Linked DNA regions of Homo sapiens: region 2 is linked to region 1. The links are chromatin loops, found by intact Hi-C in ENCODE. Cell type or tissue: MCF 10A. All regions are shown on one strand. Region 1 holds the start of MIR4774 (microRNA 4774). Region 2 overlaps CERS6 (ceramide synthase 6).

Region 1 (8,000 bases):
CATAGTCCCCTTGATAATCACAACGCCACTTTTCCGCCCAAGAAATATACTCTATGCCAACTTCTGCGCTAATCATTGTCTTAGTTTGACTCACATCCTTGCCATTTAACAAGTATTCCCAAACACTATAATTTAGTTTTGCCTATTTAAAAACCTAATACAAGTAGAATGTGCTTAGATGTGTTTCTTATAGATAACATATGGTGGGATTTTGTTTTATTCAGTCCGGACACATTTGTTTTTTTTCCACCAGATCTTATTTCATATGTGCTTAATATAATCATTTTTACATGCTTTTACATCTTCATCTTGTTTTGTGCTTTCTATTTTTGCCTATTTTATGTTCTTTCTCTCCCTTTTCTTGACTTGATTCCATTTTCCCTTTTAGTTTTGAAATTATAGACTCAATTTTTAGTTATTTTGGTGGTTATCCTAGAAATTACAACGGGTATACCTAAGTTATCAAAATCCAATGTTGACCCCTCTTTTACCCTCCTAGAAAATCCAAGGTGTTTAGAGTATTTTATTTCCATGTTCCCTCTTCTGACTTAAGTTACTTTTGTCATGCCTTTTATTCTGTATTTTTAATCTTAGAGACATTATTAACCTTAAACAACAGAGACAATTTTTTAAAGATTTGCACACATATTTACCACTTTTTTTGTTTTTAATTCATTTTTGTACCCAGACCTTCCATTTGGAATCACTTTAATTTTTGTCTGAAGATCCTTGAGGCCTGCTAGAGATGAAATCTCTTGGTTTTTGTTGTCTGAAAATGAGTTTATTTCTTCCTCATTCTTGAAGATTTTTTCTCTGAGTATAGAATTCTAGTCTAGCAGTTATTTCCTTTCAGTATAATGATTATATCATCGCACTGTCTTCTTGCTTACATGCTTGCCACAGAGAAGCCATAGTCACTCTGTCATTCCTTTGAAGATAATGCCCTTTTTATCCCTGTAGGCTTCAAGATTTTCCCCTTAGTCTTTGTCTTTCTGTATTGCAATTAAAAATATATGTATTCCTCTCGAGATTCTCTGGGCCTTCTTAAATCTATGAATCTATGGATTGCTATCTTTTTTTTTTTTTTGAGATGGAGTCTTACTCTGTCACCCAGGCTGGAGTGCAGTGGTGCAATCTTGGCTCACTGCAACCTCTGCCTCCCAGGCTCAAGCAATTCTCCTGCCTCAGCTTCCCAAGTAGCTGGGATTACAGGTGAGTGCCACTACACCTGGCTAACTTTTATATTTTTAGTAGAGACAGTGTTTCACCATGTTGGTCATGCTGGTCTTGAACTGCTGACCTGTAGTGATCCACCTGCTTTGGCCTCCCAAAGTGCTGGGATTACAGGCGTGAGCCACCATGCCTGGCCCAATTGCTATCTTTATCAGTTCTGGAAAATTCTCAGTCATTACTTCTTTAAATATTGCTGCTTCTCTACTCTCACTATTTTCGTTTTCTGTAATTACAGTTAAATGTATTTTAGATCCTCTCACTACCCTCATGAGTTCTAACTTCCCTTCCATGTTGTTCATTGTTTCTGTTTCTCTGGCCATATGTTAGATGTCATCTGACATATCTTTCAAATCACTAATTCCCTTTTAACTATTTCTGTTTATTATCTTCTCCTTCTAGTTTTTAGTTTGGTTAATATATATTTTTATTTATAAAAGTTCTGTTTCATCTTTTAAAAACCTGCTTGTTCAGTTTTCATAGTTTCCTGTTCTTTGCAGATACTTTTTATGTGGTCTTTTATTTTTTTACATAGGGGAAGCATAGTTGTTTTACAATCTGTATTTGACAGTTCCAGTATTTGCGGGTGTGTTTCTGATTCTGATTCATGGAACCTGTTTTTCCTTGTGTGCTTAATTGTGTACTACTCTTTGTTCTTAGGAAATATTAAGGAGGGAGAATCTTGAGGCCTAGGAAGATGATGATTCTCTCAGAGAGTTTATGCTTATGCTCCTGTCCGGCATGGACGATACCCCAGCCCAGGATCACCCCAGACCAAGCACATGACTTACCATGACTCCCAGGCCCACCTGGGCTAACTCCCCATGACCGTAACCACCTTGGTCATGATCACAGTTGTGGGTCTCTTACCACAACTTCTCATGGTGTTATTTTCCTTTCCCTTTTTCTCTTCTTCTGCTTAGTGTCAAGGCAACCATCCCTGAAGTTTCCCAGAATTGGGGGTAGAGGTAGGGTTTATGTATGGCACACACTCATCCTATGGATGTTATATCTTGGGGTCCCAGCTTAATATGCGCAGTGTCTTCTATAATATCCTCCACATTAGGTAGGCACTGGGCCTAGATTCTTCCCCCTTTCCTCCAGGGGCTGCCAAAACAGAAACCCAGATTAACTCATGGTGGAGATGCCTTTGGGCCAGAAGGAGCTGTGGTGTTCTACTTAGGTCTCTGGGTTCCTAGTTTCCCTTAGATTTTTATCCTGAGAGCTTCTTACTATCTTGTCACCTCTGATGCTTTTAAGGATATTTTTTAAGTTGAGAAGTTTAGTTGTTTTAAATAGAGAGCAAGGGGTTTGTCTGACTAGCCTAGCCTGCTGTGTCTGGGAAAGGAAGTATTAATAAGACCTTAAATCATTTAATAACTATCATCTAGTACTGAAAAAAAAACGCGTGCTATGCAAACATAAGGTTTCAAATGTGGTCAGTCAGGATTTTGAAAACTAGAATTTTCATACACCTTTATTTTACGTGATGCATTATTTTAATATTGATGTGAAGTTAAACAAGGTCAGTTTGACCTTGTGTCCAGTGCAATTCCCAAATTTGACTGCTGCAGTTTACTGAAATTGCATACATACAACAGCTTTAGGTGCCTGGATTCACAGTGAGCTAGTGAAATAGCTGGTGATTTCATAGTGAGCCAGTGAAATAGCCATCCTTCCCAAGCACCCACAGTGTACAGTTATGGTATAGAGGGGCCTTGATGGGCATGGCCTTTGAAAGACATGAAAGCTATAGATTAGCCTATATTGTTGTCTGGTATGTAGTAGGTAATAACTGACAAACAGACAATTGCCTAACATGTGCCAGAAAACAACATAGGCAAGGCTTGCAGTTACAAAATAATGCATAGACAAATGTACATTTAATCAAATTTGGCTGGCTTGAGGGAATGGTTGATATACACAGCACAGACTGATCAATTTGGTAGTGTTAAGCAGAAAATCGCTCTTATAGGACAAGAATCTTGTAAAATTTTGAACCTTAGAAATATGCACTAATGACAGTGTGGTGTAGGAATAGATAGTGATGGGGAGGGCGTCGAGACAGGTACAAATAAGTAGTGTGTGTTGATTGACGGGCATGTCCTTTTGGCAAAGAGAGACTCCACCAAGAAAGTGATTGGGAAATGAGCTAAGAAAAGTGTGAGAGAAGAAGACACTTCAGTTCTGACATTCAAGAAACAGCCCCACTCTGATTTGGATAGGGGCAAAGCCTAACTATAGATCATTTTTCAGCCAACTACAGAATCTTTTTAGCTTTCCTTGCTTCTTTTTCATTTGCTTTCTCTTTCGAATTTGAGGAGTAGATTGCAGTTTAACCACATGCTATGAGCTCAGGCCTCTTGGGTGGCCTCCCTGGGTCTTAGACCAAACCAGTCATTAGGCTTTTAGAGAATAATTTTAAAATGCCATCCCTTAATATTGTCAGGGTTGTTTGAACTATGAGAAGAAGATAATGAGCATGAAGCAGGACCTTTAGAGGACTAGGTTGTCTGGAGTTTGTAGTTAGTTGAAAGGCTACAGGGTCCATTTATTCCTGTAATTTTATTTGCCTTCCTGCTCTGATGTATCATTATTTGTCATCCATGGATATGGAATTCATTCTATCATTCAATAAAATGAATGCTGACTCTGTGCTGGCTGCTTTTCGAGGCCTTGTGAATATTCTCTGTTTGGCGATTATTGTAATGGCCTTTTGCCATCATGACCTGGCCTTTTGCCATCATGACAGCATCTGACATGTACTGACATGTACTGAATACTTAGAATGTACCAAGATCGCTTCCTTAGTCATCTTATTTAATCCTTCCAACACTCTCATTGGGTAGATGATTTTACCCTAATTTTCAAAAGGTTAAGCAGTTTACCCACGATAGGTAGTGAGAGTCAGGATCTGTGTGTGACTGGCCCTAATGCCTATGCTTCCTAAGTAATTTCCTAAGTAATCAAAGCTGCTTTTAAGATTAACTTTCTCCAAAGATGCAGGTATTGCTCATTCCTTTTTTATAGCTGAGTCACAGACATAATGAATACTGCCAGTGAGCTGCAGTGAAACTGTATCTTTAAAAGAAAAATGTTTTTTAGGTTTCTCAATTCCCATGTTTTTGCTGTTTGCGTGATACCCCTCTGTGGAAATTAACAAACCTTTTGCTGTTGGTTTTTCAGTAATATCTATCTACATAGAAAAACTTCACAGTGGAATCTGTTTGTGTAATATGTGTGAGAGAGAGAAAGACAGACATAATGCTGTCATGATTAGTAAGCCATGACCAAACTGTATGTGCACATACACACAGCTTCTGTGGGTCTCACTGAGACTAAATTTGGCCACACATTCCCTAATTTATTTTTACACAATTTCCCTGTTTCACTGTAGACCTTTTCCCTAACATCAGTTTATCCCAACGACTCTGTCAAAACAGATAATAGTGGGGCACCAATTACTTGGAGTTTGATAACACTATTTGAATTAAAATCTATTCACATACTTCAAGGCATCCTTTCACTGAAATTGAGAGGTACTCATTGGCAACTTGATATGGAGAATTTGGGGCAAATTCCTTTTTTAACTCTAGACATCAACAAACAAAAATGGCTGCAAGAAATTGTGGGGTTTTTTGTTTGTTTTTTGTTTTATGACACAAAGTAGTTAAGAGCAAGGCTTGGATTAGTTTCCTGTGAAATGGTTGGAGGAAGTAGAAAATATGTAAGTGAATATTATCTCTGGATTTATGGCTGCACTCATTGTCAATTTTTGAGCTCTCATTGAAAGAGATGGCAGAAAGAGTTAGCAGGATTTCATCTCCTGTCTTAAGGATTTAACAAAAAGAAATGCCAACTCCATATTTGCTGAGCTATAACAGGTGGTTGATTCTTCCAGTTGAAGTGGTACTGAGCATGCAAATGGTTTGTGTTCCTTGACCCATGTCAGGAAACACACAACTCACTGATTCTCTGGGGCCCAGCCATTGATAGAAGTGGAGATTCATGCTTACAGGCTGCTGAATGAACAGCACCTGCCTGGGCCCAGATAGAATGAGTTTAAGACCAGATTCTTGGTCACCCTCCTTCCTTCACTCATTCATCTAACAGTATTCATCAAGCACATATCATATGCTGGGCAATAGGTGCAGGAGACAGTGATGGACAAGGCATGGTGTCATTCCCCAAGGAGCTCATGTTCTACGTTCTTCTGCTATCCCTGTCTCTTCCCTGAAAAGTATGGTCTAATGATTAAATGCTCAGGCTACGAAGTCAGACAGATCTGAACTAAAGCCTTCTGCTTACCAGATGTGTGATGTTGGCCAAGCCAATTCTGCCTCAGTAAGACTCCCTTTCTTCATGTACAACATAGGTGGAAGGCAGGTCATATAGGGAAAGGTCTTTTCACCATGCCTGTGGTGTGGCAGATGCTCCATAGATGTTACCTAGCACCACTGAAGTTTTCTAATTGTTATGATTACATTCTGACCCTAGGGTTTGAGGAAAAAAGAAAAGTGTTTGAAATAAATGGGAAGAATGTGGATCATGGATATGCCAGAAGGAAGAACCAGAAGCTCATAAAGACAGAGTAGAAGTCCATCAGAAAAATAGGTGGGCTGGTCCTTCACAAATCTTGGGCCACGTCTCCCTGTGTGACATCTTTCCCCTTCCGGGCATCATTTCAACCTGATTTCTTTAAGTTCAAATGTTGCACAACTAGGGAGGGAAATGTTGCACAACTAGGGCATTTAGATTCTGCAATATACGTTATCTTGAGTGCCATCCTTGCTAATGGCAGGTTAAGATACTTTAGTTTTTTGAGACAGGGTCTTACTCTGTCACCCCAGCTGGAGTACAGTGGCATAATCACGGCTCACTGCAGCCTTGACCTCCCAGGCTCAAGTGATCCTCCCATCTCAGCCTCCCAGTTAGCTGGGACTACAGGCTTGCACCACCACACCTGGCTAATTTTTGTATTTTTTTTTTAGAGATGGAGTTTTGTGATATTGCCGGGGCTGGTAAGATACCTTTAAAAAAAAAAAAAAGGAAAAAGGAAGCTTACCATGTGTAGTGCTGTCTTTTAGATAGTCGAAGATGACACTTTGATTTACAATTAAAGAAAATCAGTACTAAAACAACGTTTCTTTCCTTTGCCCATTATAAAACACCCTTTGAAAGCATTTGTATAAAATATGCCTCATTTTTTTTTTGGTGGAAGCCATGTTATTTTCAGTGGAAATGAAGATAATTGCAAATTAGATTTTGCCCAAGTATATATAAGAGGTGTGCATTTTATTGTTTTTCCTCCTTATGTACCTTGAGGGAAGTTTCAGAAGGCTGTCCGATCTTCAAATATAGCAAAGACTGTGTTTATTGGAAATATTTTAACTGTGGAGTTACCCAACACTAGACACATAGATAAAATGATTGTTTGGGGTCCATTTTTTCATTTTATTGTCCATAAGTTTCACACGTTGTCATTGGCTTTATGGTTCTGAAATTCAGGCTTGAATTCTGTCTGTACCCCTGATAAGCACATGTCCCTGAGGAAATCCCTTAATTTTTTAAGCAAATTTCCTGTCATAAAAAGTGAGAAGAATGTTACATATTTCAGAGGGCCATTGTGAGATTTAAATAATATAAAGTGTTAAATTTCTTGGCACATTCCTTGATATATACTAGGGGTCCTTAATAAATGTTTATTGAGGTCAGGCATGGTGGCTCACGCTGGTAATTCCAACACTTTGGGATGCTGAGGTGGGCGGATTACCTGAGGTCAGGAGTTTGAGACCAGCCTGGCCAACATGGTGAAACCCTGTCTCTACTAAAAATACAAAAATTAGCTGGGCATGTTGGTGTGCGCCTGTAGTCCCAGCTATGCGGTGGGTAGGGGAGCTGAGGCATGAGAGTCCCTTGAACCTGGGAGGCAGAGATTACAATGAGCCAAGATTGTGCCAGTGCAGCTGGGCTGAGCGATAGAGCAAGACTGTCTCAAAAATAAATAAATATAAAATAAAATAAAATATAAAGTAAAACAAAATAAAAGTTTATTGAAATGGAATCATTATGTCTGGTTTCTTCATTCTCAGATGCATATTACACTTTGAGATTTGCCCCTCTGTGGATTTCATGAAATTGTGTTACAAATGACCAGGGCTGACCTGAGGAGATCATATCCTGTGGTAGTTACTGAACAGGGTAGCATACCAAGTGGTATGACATGATTATTTTGATGATGTGTTGGTTACACCAATTCAGGAGCCAGAGATGGAGTTGAAAATAAGCGCAGAGCAGTGCTGCTCCTTGCCAAGGGCCTTTGTGTAATGAAGGTTTTCTTGGCCTCTGCCTCAATGTCAAGTGATGATTGTGTTAAGTGCTTTTTCTTCTCTGTTTCCTTTGGCCAGAGGTAGTTGCTAAGTGTCAGCTCCTGGCTGTGAAAAACCGTCTTTGCCTTTCTGGAAGGAGTAGTTTGAGAAAAAAAATGCTTCAGTGAAGGCATGTGGTATACAGGCAAAGTTGGTGTGATTAATATGTAATACAATTAACATATTAATATATAATATGATTAATATATAATATAGTAAGTTTTTAAAGAAGTTGAGGGCTTTTCATTTTAATGTATGATTTTCTTAAATTGCATTTTAACAAGTAGAACATCATAATGATATAGTAGTATAACATTATTATTCTTGCCAAAATTTATTGCGCTCCTGCTCTGGGCAAGTACTGCTCTAGGTGCTTTATTATTTCATTATATTTTACAGACA
Region 2 (8,000 bases), 66 kb before region 1:
ATTTATTGATTACAAGTAATTCAGGATAGGGCCAAGAAAAAGGCACAGGTGAGATACATGCTGTCAGTCCTGGGGGACCCCACCTTCCCCACCACACACTACATAAGGTTTCCTTTTTAAGCCTTAGAATATGGGACATGATTGCAAATTCAAGTGGCTTTGGGGAAGGTTTACTTATTAGCAAGAGTTCATTGCTTGCCAAATGTGCTCCTCCAAACCACTAAATCAGATGTTATAGACGAGAGAGAAGAACCTGCCTCCCTTGGGTTAGACATACTTCTTTGGGGTGTTTTTTCTTTAGAAAACAACTGCTCAGATAAAGAGGAGCAATGAGCAGTAGAAAGTGAAAATGAGTCCATTTCCAGTAGAAATTAATTTCTTTGGTGAAGATAGAGAACTTTCAAGAATGGCTATAGAATTAGAAGGGACCTGTGAGATCATCCAGTACCTTATTTTCACAGTTGAAGAAGTTGAATCATATAGTTCACTCGGCCAGCATAACAAGACTGACTTTGCAGCACCATCTGAAACAGATCAGAGCTCACCTGGGTCTTAGTTCTGAGCAACTTCCACCATGATGAGTGGGTTCCAGTAATGTATGTATCCACACATGCATATGTGTGTAATGAGAAAATAATTTCTTTGTAATTGGTTTTTGATATTGGAAGCTAGATAATAGGAATAAAATGAGATTTTAGTATTTTAGACTTTCTCCTTAACCTTTAAAATTGTTACTGCCATGAACATGGACTCATGTAATTATTTTACTGAATAGTTCAGTTGTCTATATTTTAAGAATTGCAAGAGAACATATTCCACAATTTAATCATTAAGAATGAACAATTATGTATTTTTTGCCAGTTACATGTTAACACACAAAAACATAACTGGATTGCTCAAATTAATCCCCTATGTCCAAGCCCGGCATGTAAATTAAGAAAGTAACTTTTGACCTTTTCCTTAAGTGTAATTTTGGTAATTTAACTATGTAGTCACTGTGGGAAAAAAAAAAAGGAAAATTCTTTAAACTTTAAAGATGGTCCTGGCCCAGAATCTTTGAGAACATTTGAATTCTCATCACCAAGTGGGGAGGGGAATTGATGTGGAAAGTGGGGACCACTTTAAGTTCATTGCTAAACATGCCAGCAAGATCATGATCCATTCATTTTCCTAGGCTTCTGGTTCTCAGGCTTTTGTCTCAGGAGAAAAGTAATTGGCCCTGTTAAAAGGAGACTTTGACAAGTAATTTTAAGAGGCATATTTTGAGCATTACTAGCAACAGAAGGAATGCGGTATTTTAGAAGTCAGGATCAGTGGGTTCCAACTTGCTTGTGAAATTGGGCTACTATTTTTGAAAGTACTTGTTGTGCCAAGAAGAGAATCTGTAACGAGGCAATTTTGTTGGAGAAATTGTCTGTACTGTAGCTGACACTACTCTGTAGCTTTCTGGGATCCTATCTCTGGTGACTTTTTTGAGAAGCACCAGCTCATGGAGATGACTGTCCCTTGCAGTATAAAAGAATGGAAAAGAAAGAACTCAGACCCTTTCTGTTGGACATTCTCCAAATGGAGGTGGAATGTCAGAATTCAGCAAATGTTTGTATTGACAGCTTAAGCTCCATCTTGAAATTTGGAACAATGGGCCAAGGCTTCCATTTTCAATACTTTAGTCTCCTTCTTGCAGGTAGTTTCCAGAATATTCAAAACCACTTACATTTTCCTTGATTAGAGGTTTGCCACGTGGAAATGGGATTGGTGGGCCTAGCTTGTGGGAAGAACACAGGGCTAAGATGTCATAACATCTTCCTCTGCAGTTCAGAGAACCAGACTCACCCACCATGGAATCAAGTCATAGAGTAGAACAGAACCCTATAGATCACTTAGGGGAGTTTCCAACTTCTGCTGGAACATGTCCAGAATCAGGCAGCTTAATAACAATTTTATATACTATGTAATATCATATAATAAATAATAATATTGTTATTTGATGTCAGTAATAATAAATTACAATAGTGGCTGCAATTTTTTGAGTGTATAGCGATTAAGGGAGCAGATTCTAGAGCAAGACTAAATGAATCTCAGTGCCATATTTCTTTGCCATACGACTTTGAAATCAAGTTGTTCAATCTCCCTGTGCCACAGTGCCTTCATTGATAAAATGAGAAATGTTGTAGTCAGTACCTGCCTTTTACAGTTATTTTGGGGATTAAATGAATTGCTAGGTGTAAGTTTCTTGGCGGAGCGGCTAGCCCAGAGCTGTTACGGTAAATATTCCCATATTAGAAATAAAGTAAGCTAAGAGTTGTTATTTGATATGTGACCTTAGGCCTGGAAAGAGCTGGGACTGAAAACCAAACCCGCCCATGTGTGAAGCCTCTACCTTTTCTTATGCTTTCTACATGTTGCCTCTTTGTGTCACAGCAGCCCATTTAGTTTCTGAACAATTCTTGTGGAAGTCTCTTTTTATATTCAGTTGAATTCTGGCATCTTTTAGTTTTGCACTCTTGATCACAAGTCTGTCCAAATATAGGGCTTTGTCCTAAAATGGACAAGAAAAAGTATACATTGAGGCTTTCTCCTCCCCTCATTAATGTTAGGATAATGAGCCAAATGTTTAATGGGTGTTGTTTGGACTCTGGAAATCTTATGATTTGTAGAAAAGAGGAACACCTGATTTGGAAGAGTCTTATAGGAGCCCAAATGGACCAGAACTGGGTCTCTTGTTGAAACAGTTTATTTTCTCAGGGAAGGTTACTCTTAGGAGGATGTACTGTTGGGATCAGGAGGATGATTATAAAAACAAGCAGAGGCCGGGCACAGTGGCTCATGCCTGTAATCCCAAAACTTTGGGAGGCAGAGTTGGGTGGATCACCTGAAGTCAGGAGTTCGACATCAGCCTGGACAACATGGAGAAACCCCACCTCTACTAAAAATACAAAAATTAGCTGGGCATTGTGGGGCGTGCCTGTAATCCCAGCTATTTGGGAGGCTGAGGCAGGAGAATTGCTTGAACCCAGGAAGCGGAGGTCACAGTGAGCCGAGATCATGCCACTGCACTCCAGCCTGGGCGATACAGCAAGACACTGCCTCAAAAAATAAATAAATAAATAAATAAATAAATAATAAAATAAAATAAACATTAAAAAAAAAGTAAAAACAAGTGGATGGTGTGGTTGTGGAACTAAAGCTGTCTCTACTGTTTTAAAAGGGCTATTGAAGCCTTTAATGCCTCTTGGTTTTGGCTAGTGGGGCAAAAGTAGCCTCAACTTCCATGGAAAAAAAGAGACACAGGCATCTTATCTTTTTTAACTTAAAAATCCTGCAAAATTTTTTCTTGGAACTGGAATTAATTTTAAAAAACCATAAAAATAAACTGCAGGGGTCTGAGAGTGTAAGAGGTTACTCCCTTTTTGATTATTTGTTGGAAGACAACCTCTAAAATTTTGGAGGGGAAAGTATTCCTTTCATATTTTATTTGGCGGATATATACAGATGGCACATTCCTTTTAGACTAGAGAAAAAATTAAGATGCGTGCCCTTAATCATTGAAATGGCACAATAGTGTATGATGGCGATAGAGCAGAGATTTTTCTCATGACTAATTTTGCAGTGAGTGACTGTTGTTGATTTGAAAATACATAACCGTTTTAAAGGACATTAAAGGACGTGTCATAATTTAGTCATTGTTGTTTACGTTGTTATCTTTCACTTATTTTTCATTGGGAATCTAGTTTAGGGCCCAAATCTGAAAGTAAGTTGTATTTTTCTTCCTCTGTGCTGTAAAATCGAGCTGGCTCTACTACACAACCTAACATTTGATTATAAACTGTTTTTTGGTTGTTTGGACTTGCAATTCTATAAATTCCTAGAAGGTGGGGGAATACTTTTTTATTCCTCTCTTAACAGTAGCATAGGCTCAGTGTCTTCTGAAATTGTATTTGAACTACTTATATAGGAAGATAGTCATTAAAGCACTTCACCCAAGCATAGGAAAATAGCTTTGCCTATGTGTAAGAAATGATTCTTGAAATCTATGGGATTTCTGAATATTTCATAGCTAATGCTTAAATGACTTACTCCATACTTTGCTAGAAATCTCTATGTATATGTTTGTCTTCTTCTCTTCCTGCCTCCTGCCTCTCCTTCCTCCCACTCCCTAATTTTTCCTGCCCTTATATGACTGGCGTCTCCCAGGCTCAGTTCTGGGTACTCACACAGAGCTCTCCAAGCTCTCTGACGTGATCCCTTGGTTTCAACCAATACCTCTCTGCCTAGTGTTCCTACAGCTGTGTCTGTAGGGCCTCTGATCACTTAGTCTTTTTGCAGCCACCACAGTTCCAGCTGTCACTAATACTGACACATTGAAAATGGATCTGTTTCTCTCCCTGCAGAGCTGATGTCTTTCTAAGTTGCCTTTCTCTGTTAACAGATGGGTGCATCTCTGAGGCTGACCGTTGGTATTCTCTTCCTCCTTTATGCATCTCTCCCAAGTGTCTTTGTTCCCCGTGGCCCTCCTCCCACCCACCTCCTTAGCATTTTGCACAGTCAGCAGTTCCCAACCTGGCTGCACACTGGAATTGCCCGGGGAGCTCCTGACAAAGTCAGTGCCCCGGTCCCACTTGAGTTGAGTCATAATATGTTTCAAAATCCTCCAGGAGATTGTGTTGTGGAGCAGTGTTGAGGATCACTGCTGTAGGTGTGCAATAAGGATTTTTAACTAATTGAACAGTAATTTTATGTACATCATAAATATGGGTTAATGTTTTGGTGCTGGTTGATATTCCTTAGAATGCTGGCCTTGGTAGCATTTTTCAAATTGTTTTCCTGACCATATATCATAAATTATATTGGTTCTTGGCAATACTCTGCCATATATAGAAAAATATATTGGGGAGTAGGAGATTCCTTTTTAAAGGGATGTGGTCTTAAATAAAAAAGCAATAGACATTTATGATATAATTTTCTTTTAAAAATTTTTTTAAAATCTTAGATTCAAGGGATACATGTACAGTTTTGTTGCATGGGTCTATTGTGTGATGCTGAGGTTTGGGTTTCTAATGATCTGTCACCCAAGTAATGAACATAGTACTGGATAAGTCATTTTTCAGCCCTTGCCCTCCTCCCCACCTTCCCCTTTTGGAACCCCCAGTGTTTATGGTTCCCGTCTTTGTGTTTGTGCGTACCCAATGTTTAGCTCTCACTTGCAGTATTTGCTTTTCTGAGAACATGCAGTATTTGGTTTTCTGTTTCCATGACAGTTCACTTAGGATAATGCCCTCCAGCTACATCAACGTTGCTGCAAAGGACATGATTTCATTCTTTTTTTATGGCTGTGTAGTATTCCATGGTGTATATGTATTAGGTTGGTGCAAAAGTAATTGTGGATTTTGCCATTACTTTTAATACCATATTTTCTTTTTCTAATCCACTGTTGATGGGCATCTGGGTTGATTTGTCTTTGCTATTTGACTAGTGCTGTGATGAACATACAAGTGCAGGTGTCTTTTTGGTAGATGATTTATTTTCTTTTGGGTATTTACCCAGTTATAGGATTGCTGGGTCAAATGATAATTCTATTTTTAGTTCTTTGAGAAATTTTCCACAGGCACTTTTCACATGGACTAAACTAATTTGCATCCCCAGCTATAGTGTATAAGCATTCCATTTGCTCTGCAACCTCACCAACATCTGTTAGTTTTTGATTTTTTAATAATAGCCATTGTGTCTGGTGTGAGATCTTATCTCACTGTGGTTTTTGACTTGCATTTCTCTGATGATTAGTGATGTTGAACATTTTTCATATGTTTGTTGTTGCTCATTTGTATGTCTTTTGAGAAGTGTCTGTTTATGTCCTTTGCCCACTTTTTAATAGGGTTGTTTTATTTTCTCGTTGATTCGTTTAAGTTCCTTATAGATTCTGGATATTACTCCTTTGTTGCGTGCATAGTTTGCAAATAGTTTCTCCCATTCTATAGGTTGTCTGTTTACTCTATTGATAGTTTCTTTTGCTGTGCAGAAGCTCTTTAGTTTAATTAGATCCCACTTGTCAATTTTTATTTTTGTTGCGTTTGCTTTTGAAGACTTAGTCATAAATTATTTGCCTGGACCAATGTCTTAGAAGACTTTTTCCTAGGTTTTCTTCTAGGATCTTTATAGTTTAAATTCTTACATTTAACTCTTTAACATTTACAATATCCTTTTTTTTTTTTTTTTTTTTTTTTTTTTTGAGAAGCAGTTTCACTCTGTTGCCTAGGCTGGAGTGCAGTGGTGCACCCTTAGCTCACCGCAACCTCCGCCTCCTGGGTTCAAGCGATTCTTGTGCCTCAGCCTCCTTAGTAGCTGGGATTATAGGCACGCACCAACACACCCAGCTTATTTTTGTATTATTAATAGAGAAGGGGTTTCACCATGTTGGCCAGGCTGGTCTCGAACTCCTGACCTCAAGTGATCTGCCGCCTCAGCCTCCCAAAGTGCTGGGATTACAGACGTGAGCCACCACGCTCAATTGGTATACTTTGAATTAAATACTGTAAATAAATTTTGGAAAGACTTCTATACTCTTCTCCTCCCTGCAACATTAATATTATTTGTTTGCTTTTGTTTATGAAAGCATGAAAATGCTGTATTCTATTTCTTATAGACATATACGTTTCTGTTTTTGATAGATTACTAAGTCAAGTTTGGTAGAATTGGTTTAATGATTCTACCTTCAGAGAATAAATCTGAGCTGATAGAATTTGAGACTGACAACGCCGTACAGTGATAATACTGGAAAGTAACAGAAGAGATCCCAGATGGTTTCCAAAGCTGGGGTCAGGACCAGCCTAATAAAGCCTGATAGAGTTATGTTCTGTAAGTGAAACGTTACAGTTTAATGCTCAGTGTGGGACAGTGGGGAAACCAGAGCCCTTTTTTTGTTCCTATTGATTTGACTTTTCAAATTTGACTGCATTTTTCTCTTCTCTAACAGAGAGATAACGCCTACCCTGTAAGCTTGATAGATTTGTCATGAGTTGATAGATTTGTCATGAAGATTCCATGAGATAAAGGGTGTGTCCCTGGCTTTGAAAAACTGGCCAAGTTCCAGGTGGAAGAAGAGGAGGAGGGGAGGGAGGGGGCAGAGCAGGAGATGGTGATAGTAACACAGCTGCGCCAGGCATTTCAGTGAGTTCCTAATGCAGCTTCTAGGGTGCATTTGAAATGAGGCACTTCCAGACAGACGTCTTGGGTTCTTCTCACTGAGTCAGAGGTGAAAGATGAGAAGTTGTCATGTTAAACTAATAAGTGACATTAGCAAGGCCAGAAGTTGAAAATAATTCTGCCAGTAGCTTGGGAGCTTCCCCTGCAAAGATTTCCAAGGTCTGCGAGCCAAGAGAGAGCCTTCATTTCTGACAGGAACAGTGGAAAGATCTAAATTAGAAATGGAATAGCCTTTAGAAACCTTCAGGCCCTAAGGGGCTTCACTGAGCATAATTGTCTTTGAATGGAAATATAAGTTTATAATTTGTTAGAAGCAGTTTTTCAAAAGTAAAATAGAGGCATGTAGAGGTTTTTATTGCCTTTCCACCTCCATCATTGAAAGCCTATTTTTGTAGATGTATTATCTTTAAGGTTCGTGTGCCTGGGTAGTGATTGATTTGAGAACACAGTGGGAAAATTTATTGCGCAAATGATATATTTTTGTGACTTTGTTTGGTTTTGATTCCTGGAAAATTTTACCGACTATATAGGTCTGGATATAGTTTTATAGCATTGGTCTTGAATACTCAAAATGAGTCACAAACCTATGGAAATTATAATTTACACAGATTTGGGGATCTGTGTAGTAGGCACAGGTGGTAGAGAACTGGGTGGATGCAGGTAGAGAACTGAAGAACTGCAGGTTTTTATGTGGTTTCTGATATAGCCCAGTTACTTCATTTAGGATAAACTATTGGCTATTTTGTAATTTATAAACTACCTTTTAAAGCAGGGCTCACTTAATGCTGAACATTAAAAAT

Evidence for each region. Hi-C counts contacts between places; a loop is a spot of excess contacts. Peaks named below come from ENCODE experiments on the same cell type or tissue, not always from the same donor. Only the 100,000 strongest peaks of a DNase experiment are listed, where the experiment ranks them.
Region 2: a loop joins it to region 1, with 2.4 times the contacts of the local background. A loop is called at or near these places in 2 of 110 quality-filtered maps.

What each region holds. Positions count from the first base shown.
Region 1 is chr2:168,579,950-168,587,949 of GRCh38, forward strand. The region is part of intron 3 of CERS6 (ceramide synthase 6); the gene reads left to right. MIR4774 (microRNA 4774) reads left to right here and starts at 2,994; the gene lies at 2,994-3,069. In MCF 10A, no CTCF peak of the experiment used is centred here; DNase peaks (open chromatin) are centred at 3,992 and 5,932.
Region 2 is chr2:168,514,402-168,522,401 of GRCh38, forward strand. All of the region lies in intron 1 of CERS6 (ceramide synthase 6), which reads left to right. Among named protein-coding and RNA genes, the nearest start is that of CERS6, 62 kb to the left of the region's middle. In MCF 10A, no CTCF peak of the experiment used is centred here; DNase peaks (open chromatin) are centred at 1,310, 4,260 and 4,590.